2 separate regions of the Homo sapiens genome follow, and region 1 is linked to region 2. Evidence: chromatin contacts called from ENCODE Hi-C or POLR2A ChIA-PET data. All regions are on one chromosome and are shown on one strand. Each heading gives the region's core, a stretch centred on a gene start or an enhancer-like site at or near the end of the contact. The rest is flanking DNA. Distances are from core to core; before and after follow the strand shown. Region 1 has its middle 18 kb from the start of AARSD1. Region 2 has its middle 4.2 kb from the start of NAGLU.

What was found. Hi-C counts contacts between places; a loop is a spot of excess contacts on that map. ChIA-PET counts read pairs that join two places held with the same protein, here RNA polymerase II (POLR2A). Pooled maps may share reads with other maps.
Region 1: POLR2A ChIA-PET joins it to region 2 with 13 read pairs in T-cell. The contact joins two enhancer-like sites. A Hi-C loop is called at or near these places in 7 of 37 single-sample maps with no recorded cell type and 7 of 50 pooled maps. POLR2A ChIA-PET finds 5 or more read pairs at or near these places in 1 of 52 experiments (T-cell).

The regions. Positions count from the first base shown.
Region 1 is chr17:42,945,003-42,947,987 of GRCh38, reverse strand. No RefSeq gene overlaps it. Among named protein-coding and RNA genes, the nearest start is that of AARSD1, 18 kb to the left of the region's middle. Within about 2 kb of position 1,660, at least 3 of the 41 ENCODE cell types and tissues checked have a DNase peak (open chromatin) inside an H3K27ac peak, as active enhancers do.
Region 2 is chr17:42,530,441-42,533,695 of GRCh38, reverse strand. It overlaps the pseudogene PTP4A2P1. Among named protein-coding and RNA genes, the nearest start is that of NAGLU, 4.2 kb to the left of the region's middle. RefSeq lists an enhancer at 1,007-1,056 and a silencer at 1,417-1,566. Within about 2 kb of position 1,540, at least 26 of the 41 ENCODE cell types and tissues checked have a DNase peak (open chromatin) inside an H3K27ac peak, as active enhancers do.

The sequences.
Region 1 (2,985 bases), core at 411-2,910, 410 kb before region 2:
AAGCTGGCAAATTCAGTGTCTGGTGTGAAGGTTCAAATACTGGTTCAGGAATAGCCATCTTTTTGCACCCTTGGTGCAAAGGGTAAGGGGTCTTTCTTGGGCCTTTTTTTTTTTTTTTTTTTTTTGAGACAGATGGAGTTTCACTCTTGTTGCTCAGGCTGAAGTGCAATGGTGCAATCTCAGCTCACTGCAACCTCCACCCCCTAGGTTCAAGTGATTCTCCTGCCTCAGCCTCCCGAGTAGCTGGGATTACAGGCGCCTGCCATCCCACCCAGCTAATATTTTGTATTTTTAGTAGAGATGGGGTTTCACCATGTTGGCCAGGCTGGTCTCGAACTCCTGACCTCAGGTGATCCGCCTGCCTCAGCCTCCCAAAGTGCTGGGATTACAGGCATGAGCCTCCGCACCCAGCCCTCTCGGGCCTCTTTTATAATGCACTAATTTCATTCACGAAGGCTCTGCCCCCGTGACCTAATCACCTGCTAAAGGGCCCACCTCCTGATACCACTTAGGGGGTTAGGATTTCAACATATGAATTTTTAGGGGTACACAAAGATTCAGAACACAGGTGCAACAACAAGAACAGTGACCTGGGAGGCCACTCTTGCTCACTACCACTCAGGTGGGTTCTTGTCACTTAGACCTAGAGCAACCATGTAATTTTAATATCCAGAGTTAGGCAAACCTCATGCCAGAACAACAGTCAGAAACCCAGACGGTGTTAAGGTAGCCTGGATGTCTGGTCCCCCTGCTGAGACTCCCTGAGCTTCAGTTTCTTGACCTGAAAATGGACACATGAACTGGGTGTCCTAAGAAGGAAGGAACCTTATGAAATAATTAAGAAAAGCCATAAACACTTGAGCAAATTATGTGAAAATGGTAATTGGTTGTATAAAGAAAGAGAAAATAAAGCAGCAGTTTTTGAACTGGTGATGTCATTCTTGCCTGTCACTGAGGCCCTAATCCAATGCCCCAGGGAGAGGGGGAGAAGAACAGAGTGTGTTCAGGGGAAGGGGTGGATTGTCTTTTATGAGGTTCACCAGGAAACAAAATGAGTTCATTTATTGGAGTAATCAAGTTTTAGGTACACACACAGGTTATATATTCTGGAATGTTACTATAACCCACTTTACGGCACAGAAATAGTAAGGGGGACTCCTTGGCTTCTAAGGAAATTTTTTTATGTGCGTACCCATAAATTGCTGAAGACAGCTGCTGTAGCTTCCACTAAGGTGATGCATGTAGGTACTAGAACAGATGTTAGTATGAAAGATGAAAGGTATCAGGTGGAAGAGACCCAGAGCAGTAGACAGACTGAATTCAGGGCCGGCGCTGTGGCTCATGCCTGTAATCCCAACACTTTGGGAGGCTGAGGCAGGTGGATCACCTGAGGTCGGGAGTTTGAGATCAGCCTGACCAACATGGGAAAAACCCCGCCTCTACTAAAAATACAAAATTAGCCAAGTGTGGTGGCGCATGCCTGCAATCCCAGCTACTCTGGAGGCTGAGGTAGGAGAATTGCTTGAACCCGGGAGGCGGAGGTTGCAGTGAGCCAAGATCGCGCCGTTGCACTCCATCCAGCCTAGGCAACAAGAGCAAAGCTCCGTCTCAAAAACAACAACAACAACAACAACAACAACAAACACACACAGACTGAATTCAGGAAGGCATTGTGCCAGTGTCCTGTGCTCCACCCTGCCTTGGAGTCCTGAGTGGAAACCAGTGAGTCGGCCAAGCTGTGCTAGAATGCCAGATCTGTCCCTGAATGAGAACTTAAATAAACTCTAGGGTTTATTTAAAACCTGGTACCAAAAGGAAAACAGACAGTGTTTGCCCTAATGAAAAAAATCTTTTTCAGAAAGCGTCTCTGTCTCCCATTCCTTTCCTGAATTTGATCCAAACTATGACTAGTGTTCTCAACAGAGGGCAAGTAGGGATGTTTGGGAACGAGTGATGGAGGAATTTCCTTCTTTCTTTAGAAAGGTCTGTATCTTCTGTGCAAAATACTACAGGCAGAGTGCCAGGCTTCAAACTAAGGAATAAGTAGGACTTAGTTAACTGACCTGGAGTTGTGTCTGGAGCAGAAGAGGCTCTCACAGGGACAGCTTTCTCTTTTGCTGAGCCATAAACTCCCTGCAGAAGTGACCTGTGGCAGAGGCCTGTTAGTAAATATCCCTGTTCATTTTAAAACACCAACCTCAAAGCCAAGAGTTTGGAGGAGGGAGAGGGGTTGAGGAGTTGTTGGTCAAAGGATACACACTTTTAGTTAGATAGGAGGAATAAGTTTTTTGATTTTTTTTTTTTTTTTTTGTCTGCTTGTGGGCTTGTTTGCTTTTTTTTTTTTTTTAGACAAGGTCTTACTCTGTTTCCTGGGCTGGAGTGCAATGGAAATCTTGTCTCATTGCAGCCTCGACTTTCCTGGGCTCAAGCGATCCTCCCACTTCAGCCTCCTGAGTAGCTGGGACTACAAGCACACACCACCGCACCTGGCTACTTTTTCTACTTTTGTGGAGACAGGGTCTTGCCATGTTGCCTAGGCTTGTCTTGAACTCTTGAGCTCAAGTGATCTTCCTGCCTTGGCCTCCCGAAGTTCTGGGATTACAGGCCTGAGCCACCTTGGTTGGCCAAGATAGGAGAAATAAATTTAAGATAACTGTAGTACTACACAATGACTATAGGTGTTTAATAACAATGTATTAGGCCAGGCGTGGTGGCTCATGCCTGTAATCCCAGCACTTTGGGAGGCTGAGGCAGATAGATCACTTGAGGTCAGGAGTTCGCGACCAGCCTGGCCAACATGGTGAAACTCCATCTCTACTAAAAATACAAAAATTAGCTGAGCATGGTGGCACACACCTGTAGTCCCAGCTACTCAGGAGGCTGAGGCAGGAGAATCACTTGAACTCCGGAGTCAGAGGTTGCTGAGCCGAGATTGCGCCGAGATTGTGCCACTGCCCTCTAGCCTAGGCAAAAGAGCAAGACTCA
Region 2 (3,255 bases), core at 291-2,790:
AGCTTTATCATATGTAGCATCACAAACTCAAACCGAAGTCGTCACTCCATACTTCTTAAGTTCCTCTGTGAACTTGTTGAGAGTAGCATTGGTAGGGTTGTGAGTTATCAGAAAACACATGTTCTCATAGGAGATCTCCACAGGGGCTAGACGGTTCATTACGGCAAATAAAAAGTGTGAGCGTGCCTGTGAGTGTGATGGGGAAAGTGAAAAAAAAAATCAATAAATCTTGAAATGTTTAACAACAGAAAACATTAAAAAGACCATGAAAATGCCTATTATCAATCAGTGTTTTCTCTATTCAACTTGTTTATTCCTTATGAAGCTTCTCTCTTCAAGATAAGCAAAGTATTTAGAATCCACTTGAATCCAAATTCAATTTGGGCCTCAATTTCTGCAGATGGATACCTTCGGACTCCAAAAAACCCAACTACATACAAAACTGAAGCAGCCTTTACTACATTTAGGCACTAGTGAGACAAGTTAAAAGTGTAGGTCACTTTCCACTTGTTTACTTGATGCTTAATTTTACTGGAGTCATTCAAAGAAATATGCTTGCAATTAAAAAAAAAAAGCTGGCCGGACGCGGTGGCTCACGCCTGTAATCCCAGCACTTTGGGAGGCCGAGGCGGGCGGATCACGAGGTCAGGAAATCGAGACCATCCTGGCTAACACGGTGAAACCCCGTCTCTACTAAAAACACAAAAAATTAGCCGGGCGCAGTGACGGGCGTCTGTAGTCCCAGCTGCTCAGGAGGCTGAAGCAGGAGAATGGCCTGAACCCGGGAGGCAGAGCTTGCAGTGAGCCGAGATTGCGCCATTGCACTCTAGCCTGGGCGACAGAGGGAAACTCTCTCTCAAAAAAAAAAAAAAAAAAAAAAAAAAAGCTGCCGGGGTGCGGTGGCTCACGCCTGTAATCCCAGCACTTTGGGAGGCCAGGGCGGGTGGATCACGAGGTCAGGAGATCGAGACCATCTTGGCTAACATGGTGAAACCCCGTCTCTACTAAAAATACAAAAAATTAGCCGGGCGTAGTGGCGGGCGCCTGTGGTCCCAGCTGCTCAGGAGGCTGAGGCAGGAGAATGGCGTGAACCCAGGAAGCGGAGGTTGCAGTGAGCTGAGATCGCGCCACTGCACTCCAGCCTGGGCGACAGAGCGAGACGCCGTCTCAAAATAAATAAATAAATAAATAAATAAATAAATAAATAAATAAATAAATAGCCAACTATTTCTGAGGCCAGTCTCGGTGTCCAGAAGTCTTCAAGGCAATGTTAATTATGGCACATAGAACCTCCAAGCTCACTTGTCAGCGAAAACGCTGTGCTCAGCCTGGCAGAAATCTGCTCTCACATTCAGAATCGCCATAAATGTGCAACGTATATTCCAACGAAAAACGCTGGCGAGCTGGGGACTGGGCATTGAAGTCCGGCGGCGGCGGGAGCGAGGAGGTGCCTCTCTCCTCAGTCACCTGGGCGGCGGCGGCGGCGGCGGCTGCGGTAGCGGTGGCGGCGGCTGCGACGACTCCCCCCGAGCCTCGGCGCGCGACGCCCGGCCCGGCGGCGGCGGCGCCTCTCCACCGATCCGTTTTGCTGCTGCTGCGGCCGCCGCTGCATTTCCTGCTGCCGCCGCTGTCCTGTGGCGTCGCCTCGCGCCGTGCCTGGCCGCCGCTGCCGCTCCCTCGAACTCTTGACCTTAAGTGATCCATCTACCTCAGCCTTCCAAAGTGCTGGGATTACTTCTAAATTCTCCAGACAAGTTTTGCCTCCAGATGGCCTGTTTGATGGTCAACATGTGGTCTTTGCTCCTTAGATTGCTCCTTATCTAAATTGCTCAGATAAGAACTTTTTGTCTCCGGGGCCCGTTCGCTCTCTCACCTTTCTTAGGGTCTAGATTGGGACCCCTTTCCAGTAACAATTTTACAGATTGGGAAACAGAGCCAGAGACAGGAAATGACTTCGGCAAGATCAATAACTAGTAAGGAAAGCAGCTCTGGGCTAGAACCGGGAACTCTTAACTTCCAGAGCAGGGTTCTTGCTGCTCTTCCCCAGGCAGTGCAACTTGTCAGGCTGCCTATCTGATCAGGGAGGGCTTGAGTAAGGCTGCTCCGGGGCTGGGAGTGGCCCACTCTCCAGAAGGACTGCACTAGGTGTGCTAGATGTGGTGGCTCACACCCGTAGTCACAGCACTTAGGGAGGCCGAGGCAGGTGGAGCGCTTAAGTCCAGGAGTTCGAGACCAGCCTGGGTAACATGGAGAAACCCTGTCTCTACAAAAATCATCTGGGCACAGTGGCCTGTGTTTGTGGTCCCAGCTAGCTCCTCAGGAGGCTGAGACAGGAGGACGGCTTGAACCCAGGGGTTTGAGGCTGCAGTGAGCCATGACCACACCACTGCACTCCAGGCCAGGCAACAGAGTAAGACCCTGACTCAAAAAAAAAAATGTCTAGCCCATTGCAGTGGCCCCTGATCCTAAGAGGTTGAGGCAGGCAGATCACTTGAATCTAGGAGTCCAAGACCAGCCTGGGCAACAAGGCAAAACCCCTCCTTCTCTACAAAAAATACAAAGATTAGCCCAGCATGATGGCATGTGCCTGTGGTCCCAGCTACTGAGGAGGTTGAGAGGGTAGGCTCGCTTGAGTCTGGGAGGTCAAGGCTGCAGTGAGTCCAGATGGCACCACAGCACTCCAGGCCAGGGACTGAGCAAGGTAACACATTATCATCTGTTTATTTAAGGCTCTGTAAACAGTGGTTGTGGGAGGGAGGGGGAGATTCAGGGACACTGTGAGTGAAAGACTTTTATAATAGGGTCTTTAGTACTGTTTGATCCTTTTTTTTTTTTTTTTGAGATGAGTCTCGCTCTGTTGCCCAGGCTGGAGTGCAGTGGTGCCATCTCCTGTCTCAGCATCCCAACTAGCTGGGACTACTGGCATGTCTTGGGGTGGGGGGAGGGGTCTCAAAAAAGAAAGAACTTACTGACAACAGTATAGGTTTGGAAAAGGAAAGTTTATTAGAAAGGAAGAACACTGCAGCAGAGTGCAGCAGGTGCCTCCACGGGAGGACTGAGTGCGCTGTGGTGGATTTTCCTTAGGAGCATGTATGGACCTTAAGGTGAGAGCTTAGGGTTGTAAAATGAGCTTCAGCATGGCATAGAATGTACAGAAATTTTACGTTGTGAGGGCAGAGCCCTCAGGAATGGGGTTGGTGCCTTTGTAAGGGAGGCCAGAGAGAAAGCCCTACCCCTTTCTACCATGTGAAACCA